Regions from separate parts of the Homo sapiens genome. Here regions 1, 2, 4, 5, 6 and 7 are each linked to region 3. A link is a loop called in an ENCODE intact Hi-C map of the cell type or tissue named here. Cell type or tissue: K562. All regions are shown on one strand. Region 1 overlaps ME3 (malic enzyme 3). Region 2 overlaps DLG2 (discs large MAGUK scaffold protein 2). Region 3 holds the start of CCDC83 (coiled-coil domain containing 83). Region 4 has its middle 11 kb from the start of HIKESHI. Region 5 overlaps PICALM (phosphatidylinositol binding clathrin assembly protein). Region 6 overlaps CCDC81 (coiled-coil domain containing 81). Region 7 has its middle 18 kb from the start of PRSS23.

Region 1 (4,000 bases), 600 kb before region 3:
AAGCCACCTGGAAAACTAGAAACAGAGAATATAGAAAATTCACTCATACTCCCACCCTGCAACCATTAGTATTTTGTAAGTTCCTTCTGGATTCTATGTGTGTGATAAATGTATACTATTTAATGTTCTCTTCCTTCCAGCCAACTCAATGGAACATAGGTTAGTGCTTAAGCACACAGGCCCTAGAGCTTGATTCCCTGGATTCACATCCTGGCTCTGTTATATGATCTTGTACAATTCAGCAAACCATACCTTATTTTCCCAATCTGTAAAATGAGGATGGCAATAATGAGGATTAAATGAATAACTGTCTTCATGTTAAGACATATAAAGTACTTGGAACAATATCTGATGTTAGTGACTAGCTTCACAGCATTTTCCATGTTGCTGCATAATATTCATGATGATCATTTTTAATAGCTATAAAACAGTCTACTGTGTCTACACTGGCTACTTTACTTAATCATTACTCCTTTGTTAGATGTGTAGGTTATTTCCAGGCATTCTGTATTATAAATAACACTGTCATAAACATCCTAGTATATACATTTTGGACTTTTCTATATAGAGATTCTCAAAAGTAGAAGTATAAGGTCAAAGGGCAAAAATATTTTATGCCTTTGCTCTAGATGGGGAAACAGTTCTCACTAAAGATTGTAGCACTTTAAAACACAAAGTATATTGGAACATTTTACTTTTCATTCCTTCCTCACCAGCCATAGATGACAACAATTTTTTAAATTATCCAAATGTAGTAAGCCATAAATAGTCCTACTTTCATTTCCTTTTGCTTTGTTTTGTTTTGGTTTCACCATCGTGGAGTGTTGCTGATTGTGATTACTTTATTGTGAGCTCTCTGTATCAGAGTCTATACCACTTGCTTTAATAGAGAACACTTAATATTTTTTAAAATGTTAATTGTCTATTAAAGAATTCAAAAGCCAAAAAAGAAACACTAAGGATCTGCTACAACTTCTGAGGCTAAGGGAACAAAGGAAAGAGGAGGTGGCAGTTAGTGGCGTTGGTGTCACTGAGTGGCAGCTATGAGACTAGTTCTCTCAGTGACAGCCAAACTGCAAACCGGGTTCAACTTCTGCTTCAGGAACAAACTGCTGCCATGGAGTTGAAGAACTAAGGCTGTGGGGCTGCCAGATTTAGCAAAACCAAAATGCAGGACACTCAGTTAAATTTTGGTGTTAGAAACAAATAATTTTTAGTGTATTTATGCTCATATTGCATAGGACATACTTATACTTAAAAAAATCTTGTTGTTTATCTAAAATTCAAATTTTACAAAGTGTCCTACATTTTACCTTGCAATCCTAACAAGATGGATGATGCTGGGGTGGTGGGGGGGAAGCATATTATCCCCCTCATCTAGCCTTTGTCTCCCTCTAGCACCTACTATTGGCAGAGCCCAGCATAGAGCAAGTTGGCAAAGCTGAAAAGTGGTTTGCAGACAAAGCAGTGTAAAGAAGCTAATAAACAATTACCCAATAATTGGTACAGTCCATCCTTCTGGCTACCCAGCATCCATATACACTGTCTGGCACATGTGTACTTCCACACAACAAAAACAACTCTGGCCAGGTGTGGTGGCTAACGCCTGTAATCCCAGCACTTTCGGAGGTCAAGGCAGGCAGATCACCTGAGGTCAGGAGTTCGAGACCAGCCTGGCCAACACGCCAAAACGTTGTCTCTACTAAAAATACAAAAAATTAGCTGGGCATGGTGGTGGGTGCCTGTAATCCCAGCTACTCAGGAGGCTGAGCCAGGAGAATTGCCTGAATCCAGGAGGCAGAGGTTGCAGTGAGCCGAGATCACACCATTGCACTCCAGCCTGGGCGACCGAGTGAGATTCTGTCTGAAATTAAAAACAAAAACAAAAACAAAAACAAAACCTCTAACAAAATGCCTCACAACATTCAACTATTTTTCCAACAAATGAAGACATTCTCACCTTTTCTCCAACATGGGGATAGACAATGTCCCAACAGACATTTTAGTCATCTCTGGAAGACAGTCACTGTATCCACCTCTAAGCAGAATTAATAGCTCATAAAATTCAGTCACATTTGAAAACTCTGTTATCTAAAGACTAACATGTGGAATTAACCTCCAACAGAACTTATATAAAATAATAGGGAGGAGAAGGGAGAAGAAATTAGCCCATGTGTACCATTATATATAGTCACATTATGATCAAGGAAGAAAAATATGCCTGGCTGCTACATTCCTTGTTTCTGTAACCAGTCATGAAGTCAAAGATGATTTTTATAAATTTCTTCCTCAACCTTCCATTCCATGTTTTCTTGCCCTCAGACAGGACCTCAGGTGGCTGGGATTCTTTACCCAGTAGAGTGACCCAAACCTTCATTTCTGAAGGATCTGAATCCTCCATAGTCCTGAATATCCTTACTTGCAATATATTTATTAATATTTACTATTGAGCATAGAAATATGAAGATACGCCCCTAGAAGACTCCCCTAAGCTTCAGACATAGTCCTCCCTGTCCTCACTGTCCCTTTGATTATCAGGATGAATCACAACAGCCAGAAAAGTAATCCCCTTCTTTGCCCACTGATTTAGTGGCATGAAGAGCCCCAGCTGGCCAGGGAGCTGTTTCAACTCCAAATTCAATAGAACCATGTTGTAAATCCTAATGGAAGTATTTCCTTCTTGGCAACTAAGACCTCCAATCCAGTAGAGCACAAAATTAAAGAGACAGGAAGCAAAAATTCTGTACGTGGGTTATTAGGTGAAATGGTAAGAGGAGCCACTCCCATTTCCACCCCACGATTTCTAGACCCATACATTTTGGCTATGAGAGAAAAACACAATGTCTTGCTTGCTAAGTCATAATACATTGCATCCCATAAAACAGAAGCTCATTATCTCCATAAGGTGTTGCTTCTACTTAAGTCTTAGGTAATTCTTCAGTAGGCCATTCTACTGATCTACTAAGCCAGCTGCTCCTGAGTGGTTGAGTACATGTTAAGACCAGTGAATTTCATAGGCATGAGCATATTGCTGCCCATCTTTTACTGTGAATTAAAGTCCTTGATTAAAAGCCTTGCTGTCTGTAATATATCTGGATGGCAAATAGGTATTCCAAACATCCATAGATGATGGTGCTGGCAGAAGCATTACAGACGAGGAAAGAAATCCATATCCAGAATGTATATCTGCTCCAGTTAGGACAGATTTCTTTCCTGTCCATGATGGGAGTAATCCATTGCAATCATCTTGCCACCAGGTGGATGGTCCCCCCCAGGGAATGGTGCCCATAAGGAGCTCAGCATTGTTCTCTGTGTTTGACAGGTTAATCATTCAACAGTAACAGTATCAGGCCAGCTTGGTAAGAGGAAGCCCATGCATAGCCTCCATCCTTACCACCATGGCTGTTTTATGCATAAGTCCGTTAAGCAAACCCTGGGTGACTAAAGAAAGATGCTGTCTAACATACATAGGTCATGCCATTTTGTCCACCTGATTATTGAAAGACTGTTTTCATCATGTCCTTTGATAAACTCTCACATGGGGCACAAATATCCTCTTACTCTGTACCTATCCCAAGAGGTCCATCCACCTACCTTTTCCCCAGACCTCCTTATCACCAGTCTTGCTATTTTGTTCTTTCCAAGTCCCTGATCATCCAGCTAAACCATTAGCAACTGCTCATGAATCAATGTAGTGCTAACCATCCCCTGGACCAAAGTATACAACTAAATTTACCACTTGAAGTCATGTCCACTGTCCTTCACCATTACCTTTTATTGGGGCTGTGAAGCTGCCACCTTACACTTCTAGTTGGTGCCAACATTTATTCACAACAACTTGTAAACCAAGCCCAAGTTTTTTCTCCTTGGTCAGCTGCTCTTAAGGAATCCCCAGTGAGGCCTTAGATGTGGATTCAGGGAGAAGAAGTCATGTAGCAGTGGCTCAAATGAATCTGAGCCACCTACTTATACAACTTACTTGTCCCTTCCAGACATACTC
Region 2 (4,000 bases), 260 kb after region 3:
TTTGAGAACATTTTTAAACATCAAATTTTTGATAAAATTAATATTTATTAATAGTTGATAATTAGTAAAGGTCATTAACTAAATGGCAATGTATCTTAACAGACTTGTATGATGTGTTTACTTAAGACTGGCTAAGTCTTTTGAGAATTTGCATTTTTGAGAACTTGATTTAGAAAGGGTATTGTTGGATAATTTAGATAACTCTACTATATTTTTAATAATATAATCATTTGATAATGTAACACCATTACCCAGGGAATACAAAGACAAATGAGTGACAATTGTATTTTGCCATTATTTTAAGTGAATGATAAATATCTTGGCTTAACGCCAATAATGTAGTTTGAATTTCTCTAGTAAAATTAGAGGCAACAATAATCTGTAAAAAGCTGTTATGTAAGTAATCCCAGTGCCCAGCTTTGAATGGATAGATTTACTTCAGCTGGTCGTTAAAAGTCATTTTAGGATAAACCAGAGTGCAAACAAGAGAGCAACATTATACAACAAAACATAATTTTCTTTTGAATTCAATGTGGGCACCTATGTACTGATTAGTAATCTATTATTATTGAATGTTTGGGCGGTCTTACTGTGCATTTTCTTTAAGGACACAAAAGAAGAAAAGCCATGTAGACTTGTGCATCCTAGAGAAGATTTATATCTTTGTAAAGGATAGGTAGGGAGCCATTGAAATATAGCGCATTGTTATGGTCTATAATTTGCATTCTGTTTGAACCAACTCCCCCACCCCATCCTACCCTTTTTTTTCCTGTTACAAGTAGTGCAAGATAGTGGTTTCACCCATTATTCTGGCCAATACATAGCCAACACATTGAAATAGTACCTCGCACGACTCTCATTAGCTGTAGAAATAGAAGAGAATCATAATGTAGAAAACACAAATGGATAATAAAATACCATTACTGCAGAACATGCTGTAATATTTACATGTGACAAGGAAGCCAGTCCCTCTCTCTACAGATGAAAATCATCACTCTATTTTATTTTGTTTTATTTATTTTTGAGATGGAGTCTCGCTCTGTCGCTCAGGCTGGAGTGCAGTGGCACAATCTGGGCTCACTGCAGCCTCTGCCTCCCGGTTCAAGCAGTTCTCCTTCCTCAGCCTCCTGAGTAGCTGGGATTACAGGTGCGTGCTGCCACACCTGGCTAATTTTTTGTATTTTTTGTAGAGATGGGATTTCACCATGTTGACCAAGATGGTCTTGATTTCCTGACCTCATGATCCACCCACCTCAGCCTCCCAAAGTGCTGGGATTACATGCGTCAATCACTGCACCTGACCCTTATTTTTCAATTCTTAGTAGCGATGGGGTCTCGCTATGTTTCCCAGGCTGGTCTTGAACTCCTGGGCTCAAGTGATCCTCCCACCTCAACCTCCCAAAGTATTTGGATTATAGGCTTGAGCCACTGCCCCCAGCTGAAAAGCATCACCATAAAATGAATAATGTCTTCCTTTTGTGGTCCTTCATCATATGCTTAAAAAAATACTAGCATGTTTTAAATGGTATCTTCTTTGAGGAATTCTGTGTACATAACTGTGACTGGTATTTTGTAACATAACTTTGATTATAAAAGTAACATTTATTAATTTTTAATATTTTTGAAAATAAAGTAAAATCATATAAAATTCAATGGTTAAATACATTGCTTTTATGGTAAGTAACAAGATACCTGATAAGCATGGAGAATGAACTGTTTGATTAACTTTCTTCCTCCTTTCTTCTAGAGTCCCTGTATTATTTATTTTGATTTTTTATTTGCCAATAACTGAGAGTAGAAAAAGTCACTTTAATTTTTTGAAAGACAGCAATTGGTGTTCATTAGTGTGCCCAAACCAAATGCAAAAAATAAAAAAAACCCTGAAACAGCAATATGCTAGATGCTGCACATTTAGATGCTAGGCTTAGGGTGACATCTTGTGGTAATACTAAGGAAACATTTATCCAAATGAATAAAGTTTTAAGATGATTACAGCATCAACACTTTCCAGAATTTGAATATAAGAGAATTGGAATTCCATAATATTTTATGATTAATTTATGTCTCTTTGTTTAGAATAGCTAAATAAAATAATAATAATCAGTGTTCATTAATATTCCAAAACAAAACAAACCTAAAATGGCAATATACTAGAAGCTGCACATTTAGATGGAATTGGAATTCTGTGATATTTTACAAATTAATTTAGAATATGTAAATCTCTTTTATTTAGAATATATAAAACATTAAGATTTTCAAGGCACTTTTATTAGGTTATTTATTCTTCAGTTCTTCAGTTAGGTGATAAAGAAGCAAGATTTATCTTTTTTTTTTTTTTTTTTTTTTGAGACAGAGTCTCACTCTGTTGCCCAGGCTGGAGTGCAGTGGTGCGATATCGGCTCACTGCAACTTCTGCCTCCTGGTTCAAGCGATTCTCCTGCCTCAGCCTCCCGAGTAGCTGGGATTACAGGCATGCACCACCACTCCTGGCTAATTTTTTTATTTTTGGTAGAGACGGGCTTTAACCATGTTGGTCAGACTGGTCTCGAACTCCTGACCTTGTGATCTGCTGGCCTTGGCTTCCGAAAGTGCTGGGATTACAGGCATGCACCACCGTGCCCGGCCTTGAATCATTTTTAAAAATTATTTTTGTACTTCTAAATTGACTTTTAATTTTTAAACAACTATATTACCACCATAATTGTTTTTGAAGACTTTAAATAAATAATATTATGGGTTAGTTAAATTTTAGATATGTAACACAAATGTTTTTTGTAACTTATTGAAAATTATGTGTTATTCTTTAGTCATTACTTATAAAGTATGGAAATAACTATAGATATATTTCACAGATTTCAACCCCTTCTAAAATCATATTAGTCTTGTTTATCTAACTTATTGCCTTATATTTCTTCCCAGTGTGTGAGGGGGAATTTTTTGGAGAGGAATTAGAGGGAAATTAGAGGAGAACAAGCGGTAAATGATACTTTAAAAAAACTCTACCAGTGGCAAAATCTTAGAAAAGGGCTTATCTTGTTTAATGGAGGCAGTTAAACCTTACATGTTAGACTTTGTGTTAGAATAGAGTACATTTCATTTCCATAAATCTTAACAGAGAACCTTGTGGATTTTGGAGATTACTAGCAATAGGGGTGATACAGCAGATGTATTACATATTGGGATTTATCATCTCTTTGTTGAAGCCTTCTAACACATTCCTACTTGCTGGCAGCTTTAACTAGCCCTTTCATTGTATCTCATAGCATTTTTTTCATATTACTAAAAAGCATTTATCACATTGCCTTATGGTAAATCGAATATACTTCTGCCCCTTTTTATATCCCCATAATGTGGACCTTTAATAATTATAATAGACTTTTAATAAATTTTTATTCATTTATCAACACTTCTTTTAAAAATACCAGTTATGTGTTGGACATTGTGCTATGCAATAGGGATACAACAGTAAGCTATAGAGGACAGTCAATACCCTTATGGACAAGTAGGGGAAAAGAGACATTAAACACACAATTAATTATTATTCAATTATAATGATGGTAAGGTCTATAAAATAAATATGTATAAGAGTTTTAGTTTGAGTAAAAAAAACCCTACATATTTTCCTAATAGTAATTCGAATGTAGTAATTTTATTTCAAAATAACATCTCTTTGAATATATCACGGCTATTTTGGTCTTAATTATTAATCATAATGTGTATTTTTTGCCATCTGATCATAAGGAAGTGAAGGATTATTTAAATAGTGGGTGTGAAGGCCCCTACAGTTGTGTGAATTTGGAGCAACTTGGCTGTATTTATTATTCTTTTAGTTTATTTATATCTTTTTTTGTTAACCCATTTAAAGATTAATGGTGAAACAACCTGGCTGTAATCTTCAAAAAGAGAGATTCTCAAGATGTGGTTCTTGGACCTCAGCACTAGTCACCTGTGAACTTGGTTAGAATTGCAAATTCTTGGTTCTCACCCTAGACCTACTGAC
Region 3 (4,000 bases):
TTTAACTTAATTAGAAATGGTCTCCAGTAAATGTTTTTAAAAATCCTGAATTAATTTAAAGCCATTCAGTGGTAATAGTACCACCTAAAACATTAATTTTAAAAATTGAGACCGCTTTTCATATTGATTATGTATATATGATAGGGACCAAAATTGTTAGTGTTAAAATGTAAAATTTGCCCGGTTTGGAAATATGTTAAAATCATATATTAAAATCAAGGTATTTAAAAATATCTAGATGAGTGACATTTTCAAGTTTCACTTGGACGACTGATGATGTACATTACATTAGCATGTATTTTCTTCACCAATCCTTTAGTCATGGCACATTTTTCTACTGCAGTACCCAAAGATATTGGAGTCTTAGCTTTAAAATTAGTCCGTCTTCTGATCCAGAGTTGCTAATATCAAATAGTTTGAACTGCAGTATATTACACTAACTTCTCTAGTAACCAGAACTACATTTTTTTCCCACTCTTACTGTCCTTCAGTTTTAGAATTATCAACAAAGAAAAGAAAAATAACTATGAAAATATTATTATGAGGATAAGGGAAAAATATGCAATAATAATGGTAGAGAACAAAAAGGCTTCTTTCTACCTTCAAATAGCAGTAGTGAGTCTAAAGAGGATCTTCTGGAGGTGGCTGTAAGGCAATCCATGAGCAATTATCACATAGACTGATAAATACCCAGTCATTATTTTTCCCCTCTGTCATCACAGGAATCTTTCTTTTCCTTTTTTTTTTTTTTTTTTTGGCTTAGATAGGGCACTTTTTCCCATCTCTTAATCACTTCCTCAACTCTCTCTCTTGCCCAGCAGAAAATTATGGGATAAGGAAGGGAGTGAGGCAACAACATGGCACTGTACAAATGTGACAAATTCATAAAAGAAACCAAGTGTTTTCTTTAGAAGAATGTTGTAGTATCCAGAGCAAGAAGTTGAAACCAATCTATGAATTGGGATATGAGGGTAAAAGACATCAATAACACACTTAGCACATATGAAGTACCTACAGCGGAAGAGCATTGCGCTGGTATTGAGAAGGATGCAAGAGTATGTGAGGTCCTCAGAAAGCATTCACTAGACTCAGAATTTGGTGAGAGAGGCACTAAGAGAAGCAAGACCGAGCTTAGTCCCAGCTCCTGCACAGAGTTGTATAACCTAGGCCAAGTCTCTGAACCTCTGACCTGTTTCCTCCTCCATCTGTCCTAGTTGCTGTCCGGGCTATGAGGCTCCAAACGCTTTGGGAAAACTGTCAAGTGATAAAGCCTCATAAGAATGGAAGGCATTCTTAGTCTGCTCTGCGTCTGCTGTGTGCTAGGGGCTGTGTGAGGGCACCGTGAAGGTTACAAACCTGAATCAAATTCAGAGCCTGCCTTTCGAGAGGGCAAATAATGTATCCAGGGGTTCTACCGCAAGGCGGAGAGATGGGTTAACATTCTGATCAGATTAAAAAGGCCTGCCCTCCTTCTCATCTCCTGGGTGGAGAAGAGGAGTGGGCCTATCAGAGCCCTTCCCAGCAGCTCCTAACGGCCCAAGAACGGCGCTTCGTGGACAAGACCAGGAGGGCGCGACCCCCAGGCTGATCTCGAAGCGGCGCAAGCCCAGGCCCGTGGAGAGTGGAGCCCGTGGAGGGTGGTCGGGGGGAAGCTTATAAAGTCTTCAGTGTCAGACTGGAAGGAGTCGGGGGCCAAGAAAAGAGGCCAGCCAGTCTCCTGACATCCCCTCCACAGCCTGCAGGGGCGGATACCCGGCCCTGGGCGGACAGCTCGCACTTCCTTTCAGCCCGCCGGCCAGGCCTACCGGCTCCACTGCAGCGGCTGCTGCGCCCTGCATTTCCAAGGCAACCGACGTCCTCCTCCCTACTCCCTCCCCACCCGCCCTAGCTTAGCCGCGAACGGCGGGCCGAGCGCGCCATCTGGTGGCGACGCAGGGAAGGGTCCCGGCCGAGCGCCCGCGCCGCCGCCTTGGTAGCAGCGGTAGCGCTCTCCCGCCTTCCTCCGCGCGGGATTTTCGGCGTCCCTCAGCCAGCTGGTCTCAAACGCTCACGCGCTCGTTGGCTCCCTTTAGTCGCAAGCCTGGAAGTTGGTGACTGTAGACACAGGGCCCACGGGCTTCGTGCTGTGACCGTGAGCAGGTCATTTGGATCTCAGAGTTTGTGTCTTCCGCTGTAAAATGAGACGCCTGGACTCGGTGGCGCTTTCCGCACAGTTCGGGGGACGGGGACGGGGCCTGGTTGTCTGGTGAGGCTTCTGCGCGCCTCTGTCCCGCTGCGCTCCTTCCACAATGGCGGCTTGTCTTCTTTCTACTTTCGTGCACTAATTCTTTGGTTTTAGCTCTTAATAAGAATGGCAGGTCCCTGGACTAAATGCTTACAGGGCAACTTCCTGCTGTATAAGTCCTTGATTCTGTTTTTCTTCTCGCTTTCCTTTTTTGTTCGTAAACCTAAAGAAAGGAATTTAAGTCCAGCATTTCCCACTCTTCGCTTTTTGCTGTTCTTTCCTCCGAGAGAGAAAAAGAAAATCCTACACGTACAGCCTTTAAAGTTCCTCTTTCCTCTCCTGCATTATTTCTCATTATCTGCCGCAAGATAATTTTCTTTTTTTGGTACTTGACACTGGCTTTGAACGGACAACTTTTTTTTTTTTTAATGAGTGGAAATATTCATTTATTCAGCACTTAGAAATAACAGTTCTTGATAATATTATGATTTATAATTTATACATGGTGTATTTTAATGAATTGCAGGTGTTTAAGAAATAAGTAATATAGCAGGGCGCGGTGGCTCATGCTTGTAATCCCTCACGCCTACAATCCCTCACGCCTGTAATCTCAGCAGTTTGGGAGGCCGAGGTGGACAGATTGCTTGCGGTAAGGAGTTTGAGACCAGCGTAGGCAACATGGCGAAACCCCATCTCTACGAAAAATTAGCCAGGCATAGTGGTGAGTGCCTGTAGTCCCAGCTACTTCGGAGGTGGAGGCCGAAGAATTGCTTGAGCCTGGAAGGCTGAGATCTCAGTGAGCCGAGACTGCCACTGCACGGGTGACAGAGCGAGCCTCTGTCTCAAAGAAAGAAAGAGTATGTACCTGGATATGTATTTTTATTTTTATTTTTATTTTTTACAGCTTAACGAGATTTTTTTATTTTCCTGACTTTTTGCTTTGGAGAATTAGTCAGTAGTTAAGGTCTATCTTGTTCGTTTACTATGGGGTTTGAATTTGAGATGGGGCTGACGTCACTTTGGGGCCCTTTTCTTTTCTTCTTTTTTTTTTTTTTTTTTATTGATCATTCTTGGGTGTTTCTCGCAGAGGGGGATTTGGCAGGGTCATAGGACAATAGTGGAGGGAAGGTCAGCAGATAAACAAGTGAACAAAGGTCTCTGGTTTTCCTAGGCAGAGGACCCTGTGGCCTTCCGCAGTGTTTGTGTCCCTGGGTACTTGAGATTAGGGAGTGGTGATGACTCTTAAGGAGCATGCTGCCTTCAAGCATCTGTTTAACAAAGCCCATCTTGCACCGCCCTTAATCCATTTAACCCTGAGTGGACACAGCACATGTTTCAGAGAGCACCGGGTTGGGGGCAAGGTCATAGATCAACAGCATCCCAAGGCAGAAGAATCTTTCCTAGTACAGAACAAAATGGAGTCTCCTATGTCTACTTTTTTCTACTCAAGACACGGCAACAATCTGATTTCTCTATCTTTTCCCCACATTTCCCCCTTTTCTATTCCACAAAACCGCCATTGTCATCATGGCCTGTTCTCAATGAGCTGTTGGGTACGCCTCCCAGACGGGGTGGCGGCCGGGCAGAGGGGCTCCTCGCTTCCCAGAAGGGGCGGCCGGGCAGAGGCGCCCCCGACCTCCCGGACGGGGAGGCGGCCGGGCGGAGGCGCTCCTCACTTCCCAGACAGGGTGGCTGCCGGGCGCAGGGGCTCCTCACTTCTCAGACGGGGCGGCTGCTGGGCGGAGGGGCTCCTCACTTCTCAGACGGGGCGGCCGG
Region 4 (4,000 bases), 440 kb before region 3:
AAAGTGCTGGGATTACAGGTGTTAGCCACTGGGCTCGGCCCATGAAAATAATTTTTATGTATTAGTTTCCCTTTCCTATAGCAAATGCTGGTAGATGTCTATTTAACATCCACTTCTTCCCTTCTTCCTTGTTAACAGAACCCCAATTTTGTCCTGGCATCCATCTCTCCTCTCTGTGACTCAGAAGCCCCAGGGGAAGCCCCTATTTTAATCAACAATTTACTCTTCTCTTTGCGGTGATTGGTTTAGGATCAGCCCCATAACCTGAAAGGAAGTGTTCTGGGAGCTTCTGAGAAAAGTGTCTTCATTGTAAGAAGGCCACAGTAAAAAATTAGTCAAGTGTTGTGGCACAGGCCTGTAGTCTCAGCTACTCAGGAAGCTAAGGCAGGAAGATCGCTTGAGCCCAGGAGGTTGAGGCTGCAGTGAGCTGTGATTGTGCCACTGCACTGCAGCCTGAGTGACTGAGTGAGACCCTGTCTCAAAAAAAAAAAAAAAAAAAAAAAAAGTTACACAGCCAGGCATAGTGGCTCACGCCTGTAATCCTAGAAATTTGGGAGGCTGAAGTTAGAGGATCTCTTGATCCTAGGAGTTCAAGGCTACAGTGAGTTATGACTGTGCCGCTGCAGTGAGTTATGACTGTGCCGCTGCAGTGAGTTATGACTGTGCCGCTGCAGTGAGTTATGACTGTGCCACTGCACTCCAGCCTGGGCAGCAAGTGAGACCCTGTCTCTTAAAACAAAATAGAAAAAGCCATACAAAGAGATGATCACTTTCTGTCTCTGTACTTTGACATATCTGAAGGTGATACTTGGAGTTGTAGCAACCATTTTGAAACTTCAAAAGGAACAACCTGAGGCCTGTGAGGTGGCTCACGCCTGTAATCCCAGCACTTTGGGAGGCCGAGGCTCAATCACTGGAGCCCAGGAGTTCAAGACCAGCCTAGGCAACATGGCAAAAAAAAAAAAAAAAAAAACCAAAAATTACCTGGGTGGTTGGCACATGCCTGTAGTCTCAGCTACTCAGAAGGCTGAGGTGGGAGGGCCTGGGCCCAGGAGGCGGAGGCCCTGACCTGGGGCCAGGAGACAGAGGTTGCAGTGAGCTGAAATCACATCACTGTACTCCAGCCTGGGAGACAGAGTGAGACATCTCAAAAAAAAGAAAAAATAATAATAATAAAGGAACAACCTGAGGAAAATGCCAGTACAATCAGAAAGGCAGAGAATGAGATGAAAATAACTTGTCTTTATTGATGTCTTGTGCTGTTGAATCAACTAGCCCTAAAGCCTATCCTACCTTTGTACTTACAGTTATGTGAGATAATATATTCCTTATTGCTTAAGCCAGTTTTAGTTAGCTTTGTTGTTACTTACAACTGATGTTATAATTAACACAACATCCACTAGAATATAAGCTCCAAGAGGGCAAGGAATGTGTCTATTTTGTTTACTACTCTGTCTCCAGTGTGTAGTCCAGCACCTATCCCCTAGCAAACATGTAATAGTTATTTACTGAGTGACTATAAGCATATTATATCAATCATCATTTGTTAAGTACGACTGCAACTGACACTTGACTAGACAGCATAAAGATCTAATTAGGGAGCCTGACTACTCTTGACTGTGAGTCAGTTCTTCAAGAGAACTTTACCTTTGCTTTCCACAATCTGGCATACAGTCAACCTCTACACATTTGGTGACTAAATTGACCAATGTCACAGAATTTTGCCAACTCTCCAGCAGGGGGTGCCCATAACCAGGTATTCTGGGCTCTGGGAAGTTTTTGGTTTTTTTTGTTTTTTTTTTGTTTTTTTTTTTTTTGCTCCTCAGCCCCTCCTTTGCTGCATTGCCCTTCATCTTCCCCCGAACCCCTCTTGGAGCCAAGGAACACAGCAATGCAAGAAAGCTCAGAAGGGACTTTTCAATTTTCGGAAACTCAGTGTCTGTCCTATCCCAGCTTCCAGCACCTGTTAGAGAGGGCTGAGAATATGCTTCTATGATCAGAGGATGCTCTCTTAGGTCAGGGTTAAGCAAACATTATCTGTAAAAGGTCAGATAGCAAACATTCTAGGGCCATAAGGTCTTTGTCCTGTCATGCCCTTGTAACACAAGAACTGCTGAGCCAAGCATCCCTGCAGCCTTTGTACTTCTGGCTATGCAAGATCTTGTATTCCTTTATTACTTAAGCCAATTTTAGTTTGTTTTATTGTTACTTACACCTGAAGATATAATTAACACAACTGTCCACAGCTAGACCATATAAGCTTCAAGAGGGCAGGTAACTTAATAAGTAAGTAAATAAAAGCATAAGCAAAAGAATGGGTGTGGGTGTAACTGTGTTTCAAAACAAAAATTATTGACAAAAACAGACAGCTGGCCAGGTTCGGCTAACCACTGCTTTAGGTGAACAAGGCATTGCCTAGGTCATTGGTTTTCAAACTTGAGGGTGCATCAGAATCACTTGTAGGGCCTATTGAAACACTGATGGCTGGGACTCACTTGAGTTTCTAATTCATTAAGTCTGGGCTAGGGCTGGAGAATTTCAATTTCTAATAGTCTTGCCAAATAAAATATAGAATTCCCATATATCAGATTCTTGAATTTCAGATAAACGATGAATAATTTTTAGTATATGTATGTCTCAAAGATTTCATTATTCATCGTTTATCTGAAATTCAAATTTAATCTGGCATCCCTAAATCCCTAAATCTGGTAGTCTTAGACAAGTTTTCAGGTGATGTTCATGCTGCTGGTTCAGGAGCCACAATTTGAGAAACAATGGCAATATAGTCTCATACATAAAGTTGCCTTGCTAATTCAGAAGTCTTGAGTTGGAGTGAAGTAAATACCCATCAGTCTAATACAGGATTTCTGCACGCTCAGTCTGTATATGTGAACAGGTACCTACTTGGTTCACAAGTTTTAGGTTTGCCTAGATACTTTATGCATTCGTTTTCAACAATTACGTATTTGTTGTACACTTACTATGAATCAGACAGAATTTACTTCAAATTTCAACCCTGTACATAAGATACTAGGCAAGTTTTTTAACAACTCTATTCCTCAGATTCCTCATCTGTAAAATTGAGATGACAATTTCTCCTTCATGGGGTTGTTGAATGGAAATGAAATAACATATATAAAGAATTTACCACAGTGCATGGTAAAGAATAAGCTGGTCAGTACTCAACTAATAGTGTAGCTACTACTATTGAAAATACAGGCCAGCCACGGTAGCTCATGCCTATAATCCCAGCACTCTGGGAGGCTGAGGTGGGTGGATCACCTGAGGTCAGGAGTTCGAGACCAGCCTGGCCAACAAGGTGAAACCCTGTCTCTACTAAAAACAAAAATTAGCTGAGCATGGTGGCAGGCGCCTGTAATCCCAGCTGTTTGGGAGGCGGAGGCAGGAGAATCGCTTGAACCTGGGAGGCAGAGGTTTCAGTGAACCAAGATCGTACCATTGCACTCCAGCCTGGGCAACAGAGTGAGACTCCATCTCAAAAAAAAAAAAAAAGAAAAGAAAAGAAAGAAAATACAGTAATTCTCCAAGTGTGAACCCTGGAAAGTGTGGACCCTGGGCCAGCAGCATCAACAGACCTAGGAACTTACTAAAAATGCAAATTGTCTGGCCCCACGCCAAACCTACTGCACCAGAAATTCTAGGATGTTGCACAGCAATCTGATTTATCAAGCCCTCCAGATGATCCCAATGCATGCTAACATTTGAAAAACACTGCTGAAGAAAACATAAGAGGCTGTGTGTGTATTGGGGCTAAGAATACTGGGGCAAATGGGGCACAAATCTTCCCCTTCTTTTCCCAGGACAGTTTTACATAAGGGACTAGACCTAGTGGTGTTCCAGCATGCCTTCACCTCCCCTATACTCTCTTCTATATAGCCTGAAAATCATCAGAAATTCACTTAAGCAAAGATTGTTTAGCTGATTTTTTCATTCATTTGACATTTCTTTGAATGTCTATTATGAGTCATATAGTGTGTTA
Region 5 (4,000 bases), 190 kb before region 3:
TCTAACTCCTAAGACACTATTGGCGTATTATAGTATGCAGTTAATACTAGAATAAATGGGATTTCTGTTTGTTCTTACTGAGGTTTGCAAAGCTTCATGAAAGTGGAATATAAAGATTCTCGTTGTTCTGTGTGCATTGGGGACATGGAACGGAACTTGTGTTTTCTGAGTGAGGGAGCCTCTGGCAGAGAGTCTAACTGCAATCCATTATTCCCTGTGACTGGGCAGAATTTAAAAATTTTTAAGAGAAGAGATGAAAAATCTTCTGGATTCCTACTTAATTTAGACATGGGTTTGGCTCTTAACGAAAAACTTTAACCTACCTACAGGGAAGGCTTTTTCGCTGTTACCCTTACTTCTGTCTCCTGGATCTTATGAGTGGAGAAATGAGCCTTTGTTTCACTTACAAATCCACAAATATTTATGCTGTCATATGAACACATGTATAAGGCGCTGTGTCACATTGTGGAAGATACAAAGAGACAGGATTCCTGAGAATTTAACAAAGTTAAGAATGAGTGTTATTAATTAAAACAAAAATGGGACATTTAGGTTATAGTTGAGACCATGTTCTTGTTTTTTAAACGTGAGATGTTTTTGGACACAGAGGTGAAAAATTCTAATGTCTCTAACTCCCCCAGAAGACCTTAGATTGATTTTTCTGAGAAGAAATTTGTGAATGATTTGCATAGAGATTTTCTTTGAGGTTAAGAAATTAGATGAGTTTCCCGGGGTGAAAAAAACAGAAGCAGAGATTATTGTTAAAAATGGTCATGGGTAGAGGGGTTAGAGGGCAAAGTAGGCAGAATAGAAGCATGTTTGTGTTTTAAGGAGGCTAAGAACTAGAATATAGCACTCATAAAAGGAAAATGCAAATGCACTGTGAATAGCTGCTACTGGTAGTGTATTAATTTCTTAGCTACATGTAAACTTTTATTAGTGTGCTTATAACTAAGGTGATGTGTAATATGTCATCCAAACTTGGGTCACTTTTAAGAGTGAAAGGGTGTGCTATCTGAATGGGACCCTGGACAACAGGTGTGAACCAGGACTGTTCCAGCAAAACCAGGACGGTTGGTCATTCCTAACTAATAACGTACTTTTCTCCAGACTTAGTCCCAATTCCTTTAACCTCTCCAGAATTATCTATAAATAATTATAGATATTATACCATAAATGTTTTTTCCTTTATAGTACTCTGATCTGCACTTGCAGAGCCTCTCAGTTGTTGGTTTCTTTTTCCCTGTCTTGTTGGAAAGAAAGGAGAATTTTTCTGCCCCCACTCTGGACCCTGCTTGGGTTCACAGCATTGGTGGAGGTAAGTAGTATTCTCAATGTATTGTTAGTTGACTTTCATTTTGCTTAGGAAATGAGGTTTCTGTATTTTTCTGATCCAGTACTAGATTTTTTTTTTTTTTTGAGAGTCCTGATGATATTTAACTGGGCTAACGAACAGTTAGTAAGTTCTTAGCATGTAATACAAAAAAGTGTTTGTAATTTTGGCATTTGTTCTTAAATTACTTGATACTTAATATGTTTTCTTTCCTATAGGTGGGGTTGTCATTGTGAAATTTAAGATCTTCAAAGAAGAGAATGTAATTTATACCATGAATATGTTATTTTTTCATGTTGGAGCACTGTAATACTTTCAGTTTGTTTTCTTATTGTTTAAATAAAATTTTTAATTCTTATATTAAGTGATGAGTTTTTATTCCATTAAGTAGCTTTTTATTGTCTTGTATTTCTGATAAATTTAAAATTGACATAGAAGTAATAAATCTTTGAGATGGTGCTTACCAAAATATGATTTTCCTCATCCCTTACAGTAATCCTTATTTGGAATCTAGGATGGGCCTAAGGTATCTAGGTTTGAAAATCACCACTTTAGAGTACTAGAATGGAATCCTAAACAATCTCAGATTTAAGAATGTGGTTTACAGATGAGCCTGAATGCATCTGTGTTCTTGCCAGGGTCCTGTTGTTCCTCTGTACAGTCTGCCATCTAGTGGTAGGAATGCAGAGTTTACCAGAATGCCAACGGAAAGCTCTAGGTTTACACTTTCTTATATTAAGAAGGCTTACGTAGTAATTTAAAACATTTTGATAATCAGAGGAGGGGGGAGGAACAACTCTTTCATTTGAAAATACAAGTCAGTGGCAGTGAAGTCAGAGTATTCCAAGAGTATATGTTTTTCTATAGAGCATTTTCATGACTTAAACTTTCCACTTTTGTTCTAAGAGTTTTTGTATTTATGACATTAGTGGGTAAAGAGACAAATGAAAGATAATTTTAAGAGACAGTAGATTAGACTGATCTGAAAAATGTGTTTTCAGTGTTGATTAAAATTTTAGAGCAATTACATAATGACTTCATTTAAAACAATTTAGTTTGCACTTTTAAAATTAAAGTTTGAACAGTTCGGTAAATTTGGCTTGGGTTCAGCCATGACTTAAGAGGCTAAATTTCAGACATATATTAATATATAGTATCTTAGGAGTTTGCTTTGTGTACCCAGTTCTATCTGAATTCTTTCTTCTCTACATATTCCCTTTTCAGTTCCTCATCTTTCCTCTGCCACAAATAAAAAGGATGTCAGTCCTTTCTCTGCCAGGAAAATGCCTTTTAAAAAATCTCTTCTGTGTTCCGTTCTTGAAGTAGAGGCTTTTTATTGAGGTAGTTCATAATATCAGTATAGTGGCAGGAGGAGGAATATGGGGTGGTATAAACTTGAAAAAGCAATTATGCTGCTCTCTAGATTGCTAATATATTTTTTTCCAAATTTGCTGCACTGAAGCTTAGACTAAATAGAATATTGTTGCTTTCTACAGATGTCTTCTAAGTTACATTTCATTTACTAGTATTAATTTAATAAATATTTAAGGTGTATCCTGCTAGGTGCTGGCAATTTGAGGATGAAGAAGTCATGGACTGCCTTTAGTGAGCTCTCTCATAGGAGAGACTGATATATGAGCTAGTAATTGTAATGAAGTGTGAAAAGTGCTGTAACTATTGTATGATGAGTTAAGAGAGTATGAAATTGAAACCAGGGAAAATTTGCTTTCCCCTCCAAAACAATTGCCTGGTCTTTTTGCCATCTCTGAATCCTATACATACAGATTACAATCACCATAATGTATTGTGAGGCTGTATCTTTACCCCCAAAGACCTCAGTTTAGTAGGGGAGAAATTTTGCATCTTCTCAGCTTTGTATATCTAAGTATTTGGCATATACTTAGGTGAATCCATTGTTTATTTGAATTGCATCCGGGTCATTTCCAGCAAAAGGGATAGCTCTGAAAGTGTGTGGCTTCATCCTGTGTCTCACTTAAAGCATTTTGGAATATATACACACACTTAAACATATATACACCTATACTGTTTGTACCTGAATGTAAGGTAACCCCAAATATAAAGCAAGCCTGCATTTTCCCAGAGACATTGACAGCCCCTCAAGTTTTATTTATTTAACCTATTTAAATATGTAAATGTTAGGGATATAGATGAAGCAGTCAGCCTCATAATATTGAAACTCACTAGTTAGAATACATATGAAAGATTACTATAAAAAGTAATCTGGCTGAGTGCGGTGGCTCACATCTGTAGTAATCCCAGCACTTTGGGAGGCCGAGGAGAAGGATCCCTTGAGCCCAGGAGTTCCAGACTAGCCTGGGCAACAGAGGGGGAGACCTCGTCTCTATAAAAATAAATCAATAAAATTTTAAAAAGTTATTAGAAAGAGAAGTAATCTGTGATTTTAAAATAGTAGTTTCTTTTCGCCACTCATACATACCTCACCACATGACATTTGACTCATTTTACATTCATGTATATATTGGATATTTTGTGTTTTTTTGGTCATCCACAGCCCCTTTTTTAAAGTTATATAACATCTTTCCTTTTGTGTAAGATCTTTCTAATTTACATTAGAAATTTTTTCACAGACTATCACCATCCATTCTTATAACACTAAGACAGTTTGTTTCTTTCGTTCCTCATGTA
Region 6 (4,000 bases), 560 kb before region 3:
GAGTATCATGTGCTAACTGCATACATATGGACTTTGGTTTTACTTTTGCTTTATTTTCTTTTTGTGCCAACCAATTCCTTCTTGCTACTGCTGCGTGCTCAAGTCTCTGTCCACACTTGGCCTAGGTCCTCAGAGAAGTCTGCTCCACGATATACCAGGAGTAGATTTGTTAGCCTGCCACTCAACATTATTTCCTGTGTCTCCTCAGTCCTTTATCACCATGTTGGCCAAGCACTCTTCCTAGACACAACTAAAATCTCCCTGGCATTAATCTCACTGACTTTTACCTGCCTTCCCAAATCACTGAGAAAATTGAAATCCCCAACTGCCCTTTCCTCTCCTTTTCTCTAAGCCAAATGAGTCCACTTCTCCTTTGGAACCTATTTTCCACGTCATCACTCATACTTTCATTGTCACAAAATATGGGTTCTACTCATTAGAAAGACAGGTGAGAAATGCTTTACAAGAAAACCTAAAAGGAAAAGGAGAGTTACAGATCAAGATCCATTCTACAAATTTTATCCATGATTAAAAACTGATAATTGGCAATTTAAACTATTATTTTGGTATATTTGGGTTTTAATAACTTGATTGTATAGACTTGATCTGTTTCATCACATTTTTAACATGCTATAAAATCATACCTTACATTCGTATTTTAATTTTTTTTCAAGATGTAATACAACAGTAGTGATGTGAATATTTAAGCTGAGGATTGGGCAGGCATATAATAATTTCAGAAAGATGCTCTTGGTTGGCTCCATAATAGGCATCTTACTTTTCCAATTGCCAATCTTACAACCCCTGACCCTGCTCTTAAATAACGATTCTCTAAGCCTTGAAAACGTTCAGATTGGAAACTCACTCCCCCTACTTCCAAATAGTTATTTCCAAAGAGAATCTTCACTCTCCACAAAAAGCAAATAAAGCCACCCTAAGCAGAGGCAAATATTAGAGCACGGTTAGTAAATACCTAGCATACAACTCAGCATTCTCCAATCCCATGTCTGTAACAGACATTTCTAATCAATCACGGCAGTATTTCCCATGGAATACAGACTTGCTTTCTCCACAAGGTTCTCTAGGCAGCCACTGCTAATCAAGTGGAGTTCCACTTGAAACCTGTTGCTGTCCCACAAGGAGCAGGAGAATTTTGGGGTTCCAATCAGGCATTACCGTTCAAAAGCCTTGTCCTCCAGGTCTCGCTGCTTCTTCATCGCAGCACTCCTTTCCCAGTCCTCCTGTAAGCATTGGTTGACTCTATTTACTCGCTCCAGCTCAGCGGTTCTGTCTGCCAAGTGCCTGGAGAGAAAAGAACAGCCTGGCTCCATAATACTTGGAAGAGCATGCACCAAATTTGGGAGCCCCATTCCTTTTATGTTAAACAAAAAAAACCTTCTGGTTTTGTTCACTACTCTGAAATATACTAAAAAGCATGAACACTGTAAAAGCATACTGAAATTCCTAGCTCTCAAATAATTTATGGATCAAAGGTCTTTTATCTTCAATCCTGGTTTGATTTAATAGGATTGAAACCTTTTTCCAGTTAACAACTTCAACCTGTAAAACCATTAATTTCCTTTGAGGCTAATTTAACTTATCTGAAGAATCATCCCAAATGGATTTCCTATACTCTGTTTCTTTCCTTTTAGTCCAGCCTCTCAGCTGCCAGTACTCAGCCTACCAGTCACTGCAGACATATTACAAGGCAAAATAGATAGGTATACAAATGAAAGTCTACAAAAAGAGAAAATAAACACAAGTGACTAAGCAAGGGAAAAGAAAATAGAGAAAACATTAACATTGTGAAGAAGGCAAGAAAATAAAACAGGAATGTTTGGTGAAGGCCATGTCATCGAAGAAGTGACTGCAGTATAATCTCTGTCTTCAAAGGGAGATATTCCCAGTGTTGTGTTTCTATCACTGGTCTCCAAACACTCCATCACTACTGTTGTGAATCACCTTAAGCCTGGTTCTGATTATGTGTCTATTTCTTGCTAAACTGAAACCTTTGCTGTCAGTTCTCACTGAAATCTAGAAGGAGCTTCACAAAATGTAACTGTTGATGTAGCCTGCTCTGAAGGGCTTTGTGTTACAGGTACCAACGACCACTGGGTGTCAGGATCCTCCAATAAAAATCAGTTAATGTCCTCTATACTGTCTCACTTTTTCCTTAAACGGCACACCTTTTCATCTAACAAGCATTGATTGAACAGCTATTGTATGGTTATTATAAAGACTAAATGATACACAGGAAGTGCCAGTGCCTATCATGTAACTGGAGCTCAATGACTGAAGAGTACCTATTACTTTTTTCATAAGTTATTTTTCTTTTCGTAGATTTTTTTTTTGTGGTTTAAAAAAACACATAACAAAATTTACTATCTTAACCATTTCCAAGTGTACAGTTACTTAGTGTTAAATACATTCATGTTATGCACCCAATCTCCAGAACGCCTTCACGTTACAAAACTAAAACTACACCCATTAAACAACTCCCCATTTCTGCCTCCTCTAGCCCTTGGCAACCAACATTCTACTTTCTGTTTCTATGAATTTTACTTCTCTGGATAACTCATATAAGTGGAGTCATACAGTATTTTGTCTTTTTGTGACTTGTTTATTTCACTTAACATAATGACCTTGAGGGTCATCCACAGTGTAGCATGTGTTAGAACTTTCTTCCTTTTTAAAAGTGAATAACAATTCCATTGTACAGTGTATATATATACCCACACTACATTTTGTTTATCCATTCATCTGTCGGTGGACACCTGGGATGCTTCTACTTCTTGGCTGTTACAAAAAGTGCTGCTATGAACATGGCTGTACAGATATCTTTTGAGATCAGCTTTCAATTTTTTTGAATACATATCCAGAAGGGGAATTACTGGATGATACAGTAGTTCTATTTTTAATTTTTTGAGGAACCACCATACTGTTTTCCATAGCAACTGTACCATTTTATGTTTGCACCAACAGTACACAAAGGTTTCTACTTCTCACTAACGCGTGTTATTTTTTTTCATAGTAGCTATCCTGATGGATGTGACATGGTATCTCACTGTGATTGTGGTTTGCACTTTCATAATAATTTGTGGTGTTAATCATTTTTTCATTTGCTTGTTGGCCATTATTATGTTATTTTTTTAAGGATAGGTTAAAATAATTTTAAATGCCCAGAAAGTAAGAAAATGAGGCAGAGATTGTGCAGGGGACAACTAGCATTCTCACAACATTGCTGAGAAGCGAGTTGCTATGCCTTCTTAGAAATGTAACTGTCAGTTTCTGGTAATATTTCAAATGTATCATACATTAGCCAGGAGTGGTGGCATGCACCTGTAGTCCCAGCTACTCATGAGGCTGAGGCATGAGAATCACTTGAACCCAGGAGGCAGAGGTTTCAGTGAGCCAAGATCGCACCACTGCACTCCAGCCTGGGCGACAGAGTGAGACTCTGTCTCAAAAAAACAAAAAAAAAAAGGAAAATTAGATGTACCGTACATTGGACACAGCAGCCCCACTTTTGGGAATTTATCTGATAGAAACAAAAGAACCAGTATAAAAATATATATTAAAAATGTTTAATACAAAATATCTGGAAACAAAGTGAATGTTCATCAATAATGCAAAAGTTAAATTATTATACATCTATATTATAGATAATATGCTGCTATTAAAGAAGAATGAATCTCATATATATGTACTGAGTTGTATATGACATTGCTAGGTTAAAGAAAGATTAGTTTGCAGAGTAATATATAAGATCTCATAGACTATTTCATTTACAAAAGTAGAAGGAAAAATATATGTGCATATTGCTTAAAAAGGAAAAATTGTTTAAATTTTTTTATAAATAATTAAGGTTAATATGTAACCTACTTTTAAATTATTTTTTACAAAAAAAATTTAAAAAATTTTCCTATTTAAGCAATATGCACATATGTATTGGCTACTTAGTAGGGGAGATTATTAACCTTTTTTTTTTTTTTTGAGGCAA
Region 7 (4,000 bases), 960 kb before region 3:
TACCTCATATTAGCAATTACATTATACTACAAGAAAATGTATTTGCATAGGCTCTTGCTTATCTTTGTTTTGCAAAATTGTCCTTCTTAGAAAACAGTCCTTAAAATTTTGACTCTTCCTGTTAGTAATTAATCTTTCATTTAACCAGCTAGGCAGCATTAAATAAAATTGAAGAAATACTGTAGTATTTATTTTACACCCCCTCCCCACAAAGTTTATGTTTGAATTACATGCACGTGGGAGATTATTTGCAATAATTCATAGGTTCCAAGGGTGTTGATGAATAGTTATACATTTTTTGGACTTTGTTATAATTCATTGTGGTAAGACTGATTCAAATGCAGATTTATCAATCTTATAATCTATTGAATGCCATTTTTGATAAAGCACTGGAGGTCTTATTGCCAAACTGATTGTAATGAGGCACTAAGGATGAAAACATTGTACATGTTGTGAAGAAAGTACTTAAATGCAACTTTTGAACAGATTTAACAAACATGAGGAACTTTTTATATTTAAAAGAGTTATTGTGAAATGAAGATGAAAATGTATTCATCTTAATTGTTTTTTCAAATTTAAGGGAATAATTTATACCATATTTTGAGACAAGAATGTACAGCAAAAGTGTGGGGAACAGTAGTATACTGAGAGAGTGTCTATACACAGTGTATGCCTTTCCAAACCTGCCAGTCTTTTTGGCTTTGAACAGTGCCCACCAGCCACAGTCATTACTGTTCCCCAACCCCCACTATCTCTTAAGAAGCCTTATGTTCACAGTGAAAGGAATGCTGACTTTGAAATTATGGGTTTATATTCATGTCACTATAAACCAATGGGAATGGTAATTTTTAAACAAACTTGCTAAATATTGAGAGACTAAACTAAGTTAATAAATTATATATAGCAGTGTAGGTGTTCTCTCTCTAAAAAAAAATGGAGCCAATAATTGGCTTTTTTCTTATTGAAAAAAGTTTTGAATTAATAATGCATCTTGCACTGCGTTTCTTGGTTCTGGTCTAATTGGTGCAGATGGCCTGGACCCAGAGTTCTGCAGAGTGTCAGGTCTGTGATGCTGTCTGGGTCTCTCGCTGGCTTTCTACAGAAACTCAAAGGTTTTTCTCGCTATTTGGATGATGCTTAAGTGTCTAGGCCAGCGAGTCATAGCCTTAGCTACCCAAAAGGAGCCAAGAAGTCTGGGTCTGACTGAGGCCTATGGAGTGCTGACTTGTTATATGGGTGAGAGCATGGGACTCCCGCCCAGCAGCATTCAGCATTCCTAATTGGCATTTTCAAGACACAGCATTGCCTGTAAGTCATCCTGTGCCACCAGATTACCTGGCACCACTCCAGTAGGATGTTAACAGAGGGAAGAAAGTAAGGAGTTGGCAAAGTTAAAAACAGCACAAAGAAAAAAAGAGAACAAACTTGAAAGAAGGATTTCACCACCATCATTAATGGCATGTATTGATTAACACTAAGCGTTTGTGCCACTTTGCACGTTGCTCACCCTCATTCAAAGACACTGTCTTTGGAAGCCCCTCTCTGCAAATGGGAGAAGGTGTGGAAAAGATCAAACTAAAAACAAATTCAAAGAAACCACGAGTTGCCGATGAGCATCTGGGAAATAGTCATAAGTTAAATAAACCACTAGGGGGCAATCCAAGAATGAGCAAAAGTCAGTCCAGTTGGCAAAGAAGATGCCTCGGGGAAAGATTTTTTTTAAGTACATTTTCCAACACATGAAGAAATCTGAGATCGTTTAGTCTGAATCTACAGAACAAGGTGATATTTCAAAATTTTGATTTATTTTTTCAAGTTACGTGTTGATTTAGAAAGGAAAGGTCTTTCTAAATGGTCGGAAACACTTACTAAATACAAATTGATCAGAATCATGTTATAAGGAAAAACAATGGTTGAAACAATAGTGTGTCTTAAAAATTTAGATTCCCACCCCAGGCACTCGAGAAACTTCTGAATGTTGGCCATTCAAAATAGATTTCAATTAATGATACATATGATGTGGCACAGCATAAAGGAAATCTGAAAATATTTGGTTAGCATGTATAAATGAATCAAATCACACATGATTTGTTTTATACTTGTACTGATGATACAAAGTTTTTAGGTATGTAATACAGCTTTGCAGATATGTGCACATATTTTTTTCTGGTGTATCTTCTCTGCAGGTAATTTGGTATGTGCTAATCAGTTGCTAACAAGGATCAAATCAACGATTAAGCCTCTTCATCAAGGATCAAACAACTCTTGTTCTGAATTTGCCTTCCCTGAGGCTCCTGACTCCCAATCTGGAGGCATGGTTAGTTGCTCCACTCACGGTAGTCTTATGGCACCTTGCTATTAGTAGAATAAGAGCATGAACTCCCAAGGCAGACTGCTAAGATATGAATCCCATTTCTAGCTGTGTGTTTTTGGCAAGTTACCTTGCTTCAATTAGCCCCTCTCTGACATGGATACAAAATCAATGCCTACTTCATAGGTTTGTAGTGGGAAGTGAATTAATTAATATATGTAAATCATTCATAAAAGTGTCTGGCACATTACAGGTACTCAATACATGCTTGTTGGTTTCATAAATGAATGATCTGATACTTGCCTGAACACAACGTAAATTCATTACAAGAACAAATTCATGAAGAAACTGCAGGATTCTTGGATGGATTTTCACTGGCTATAAAAAGTCAACTGGCCAGTGGCAAACAGGAGAGCTGAATAGTGATACTCTTGAAAAGAAACTCTAATTGGTGTTCAGGTCCACCAGACAAGGCTCTTTGTCTTACTTCTAGAATACGGTGACAATCCATGAGCCAGAAATAGAGGTATTTCAATAAAAGTATAGAGTTTTGTCTCAAAAATGCCAGCCAGCCATTTAGAAAAGTTCTATCTGCAGTCACAGAATTGCTCACTTTGTTTTTTGTCTTTTCAACCATAGCTATCTAAAGAGTTTAAAAATAGCCACATCATTAACTTAATTCTCTGGACAGATTGACACATTTCAAAAGAAAGAGTTTTTAAAACAGTATCTAAAAGGAACACCATATAAAAAGTTATAGGAAGTTCCAGAGTCAGGAAAAACATGATCCAAAATATACTATACATGAAATAGAAAGCATGAGGGAAACAGAAGCCCACAGTTAGAAGGCAATAAAAAAAATCACAAAAAAAGGCTTTCTTGCCCCTCAAAAACCATATTTTCAAGCAAAAATAGGCCATTTGAAAAAATATAGAATGGAAATAAATCTGATCGCAACTATAAATGTCCAGAGTTTTAGACTCAAGCATGATCATGTTTTATTCTTTCACAAAAGTGGGTCTTATAAATAATTAGATTTTCAAGTTAAACTTTTTCTGCAGATGAATCTTCATAGGATTTTACAATTTTCAAGACCTCAGACAAAGTGAAGAGAATTTGGGACACTAAACAGCTTGAAGAACAAAACAAAGCATAAAGAGGCTGATCGGTAAAGATATAATGAAGGAATTGAATGAATTCTTCCTGATATTATGTTATACTCAACCAACACATCTTTTCTGTGAAAGTAGAAAGACAAAGTGGTGGCATTTCTATTCCAACGCTGTGTTCAGCTGGTCTGGAAATCATCCTGGAGTAGTAAAACCTGTCACTTTAAAAAAACAGTGTCCTTATGTCCCAGAATGCCTTATCCACAGAGGATATTAGTCATGCTGGGGGCTATGTTAGTTTACCAAACATGGCATTTTCCATCAGGGAACTGGGGGTGGAGCAAGTTTTAATAAATCCAAGAAAGGAAATGTAATAATCAGGCAGGACGGTAACTCAAAGACTTATTAAAATGTAGGGGAAGCACTCAACTCATTCAATTTACAAAGTGGCAATTCCATTGTACTGAGGCCAAGATATTTTGTGGAGAGGGTAGTTACTGAGCCTCATCACTCTGGGAGGTAGAGCAAGAGTCATGACTACAGTGACCTCAAAAGGAGAAGACGCATGAACACCCTGAGC

What was found. A loop is a pair of places that touch in the nucleus more often than their neighbours do. Peaks named below come from ENCODE experiments on the same cell type or tissue, not always from the same donor. Only the 100,000 strongest peaks of a DNase experiment are listed, where the experiment ranks them.
Region 1: a loop joins it to region 3, with 4 times the contacts of the local background. A loop is called at or near these places in 8 of 110 quality-filtered maps.
Region 2: a loop joins it to region 3, with 6 times the contacts of the local background. A loop is called at or near these places in 29 of 110 quality-filtered maps.
Region 4: it touches region 3 in a loop (11-fold over the local background); 64 of 110 quality-filtered maps call a loop at or near these places.
Region 5: it touches region 3 in a loop (2.8-fold over the local background); 22 of 110 quality-filtered maps call a loop at or near these places.
Region 6: a loop joins it to region 3, with 6 times the contacts of the local background. A loop is called at or near these places in 8 of 110 quality-filtered maps.
Region 7: a loop joins it to region 3, with 6 times the contacts of the local background. A loop is called at or near these places in 26 of 110 quality-filtered maps.

The regions. Positions count from the first base shown.
Region 1 is chr11:86,450,884-86,454,883 of GRCh38, reverse strand. All of the region lies in intron 8 of ME3 (malic enzyme 3), which reads left to right. Among named protein-coding and RNA genes, the nearest start is that of CCDC81, 78 kb to the right of the region's middle. In K562, no CTCF peak of the experiment used is centred here; no DNase peak of the experiment used is centred here.
Region 2 is chr11:85,593,411-85,597,410 of GRCh38, reverse strand. All of the region lies in intron 3 of DLG2 (discs large MAGUK scaffold protein 2), which reads left to right. Among named protein-coding and RNA genes, the nearest start is that of DLG2, 32 kb to the left of the region's middle. In K562, a CTCF peak has its summit at 1,934 (motif pointing left); a DNase peak (open chromatin) is centred at 1,940.
Region 3 is chr11:85,852,941-85,856,940 of GRCh38, reverse strand. It overlaps CCDC83 (coiled-coil domain containing 83), which reads right to left and starts at 1,558. Exons shown (of 11, transcript NM_001286159.2): 1 at 1,357-1,558. It also overlaps a transcript of SYTL2 not described here. In K562, a CTCF peak has its summit at 1,925 (motif pointing left); a DNase peak (open chromatin) is centred at 1,930; H3K4me3 peaks cover 1,122 bases.
Region 4 is chr11:86,289,723-86,293,722 of GRCh38, reverse strand. No RefSeq gene overlaps it. Among named protein-coding and RNA genes, the nearest start is that of HIKESHI, 11 kb to the left of the region's middle. RefSeq lists a silencer at 1,562-1,856. In K562, a CTCF peak has its summit at 1,746 (motif pointing right); a DNase peak (open chromatin) is centred at 1,742.
Region 5 is chr11:86,040,080-86,044,079 of GRCh38, reverse strand. All of the region lies in intron 1 of PICALM (phosphatidylinositol binding clathrin assembly protein), which reads left to right. LOC124902730 (a long non-coding RNA gene) reads left to right here. Exons shown (of 2, transcript XR_007062822.1): 1 at 1-1,318; 2 at 1,552-1,691. Among named protein-coding and RNA genes, the nearest start is that of PICALM, 27 kb to the left of the region's middle. In K562, a CTCF peak has its summit at 2,007 (motif pointing left); a DNase peak (open chromatin) is centred at 1,979.
Region 6 is chr11:86,417,230-86,421,229 of GRCh38, reverse strand. CCDC81 (coiled-coil domain containing 81) reads right to left here. Exons shown (of 15, transcript NM_001156474.2): 14 at 1,177-1,302. Among named protein-coding and RNA genes, the nearest start is that of CCDC81, 44 kb to the right of the region's middle. In K562, a CTCF peak has its summit at 2,112 (motif pointing right); no DNase peak of the experiment used is centred here; H3K27me3 peaks cover 316 bases.
Region 7 is chr11:86,816,318-86,820,317 of GRCh38, reverse strand. It overlaps a transcript of PRSS23 not described here. Among named protein-coding and RNA genes, the nearest start is that of PRSS23, 18 kb to the right of the region's middle. RefSeq lists a silencer at 1,497-1,791. In K562, a CTCF peak has its summit at 1,658 (motif pointing right); a DNase peak (open chromatin) is centred at 1,667; H3K27me3 peaks cover 224 bases.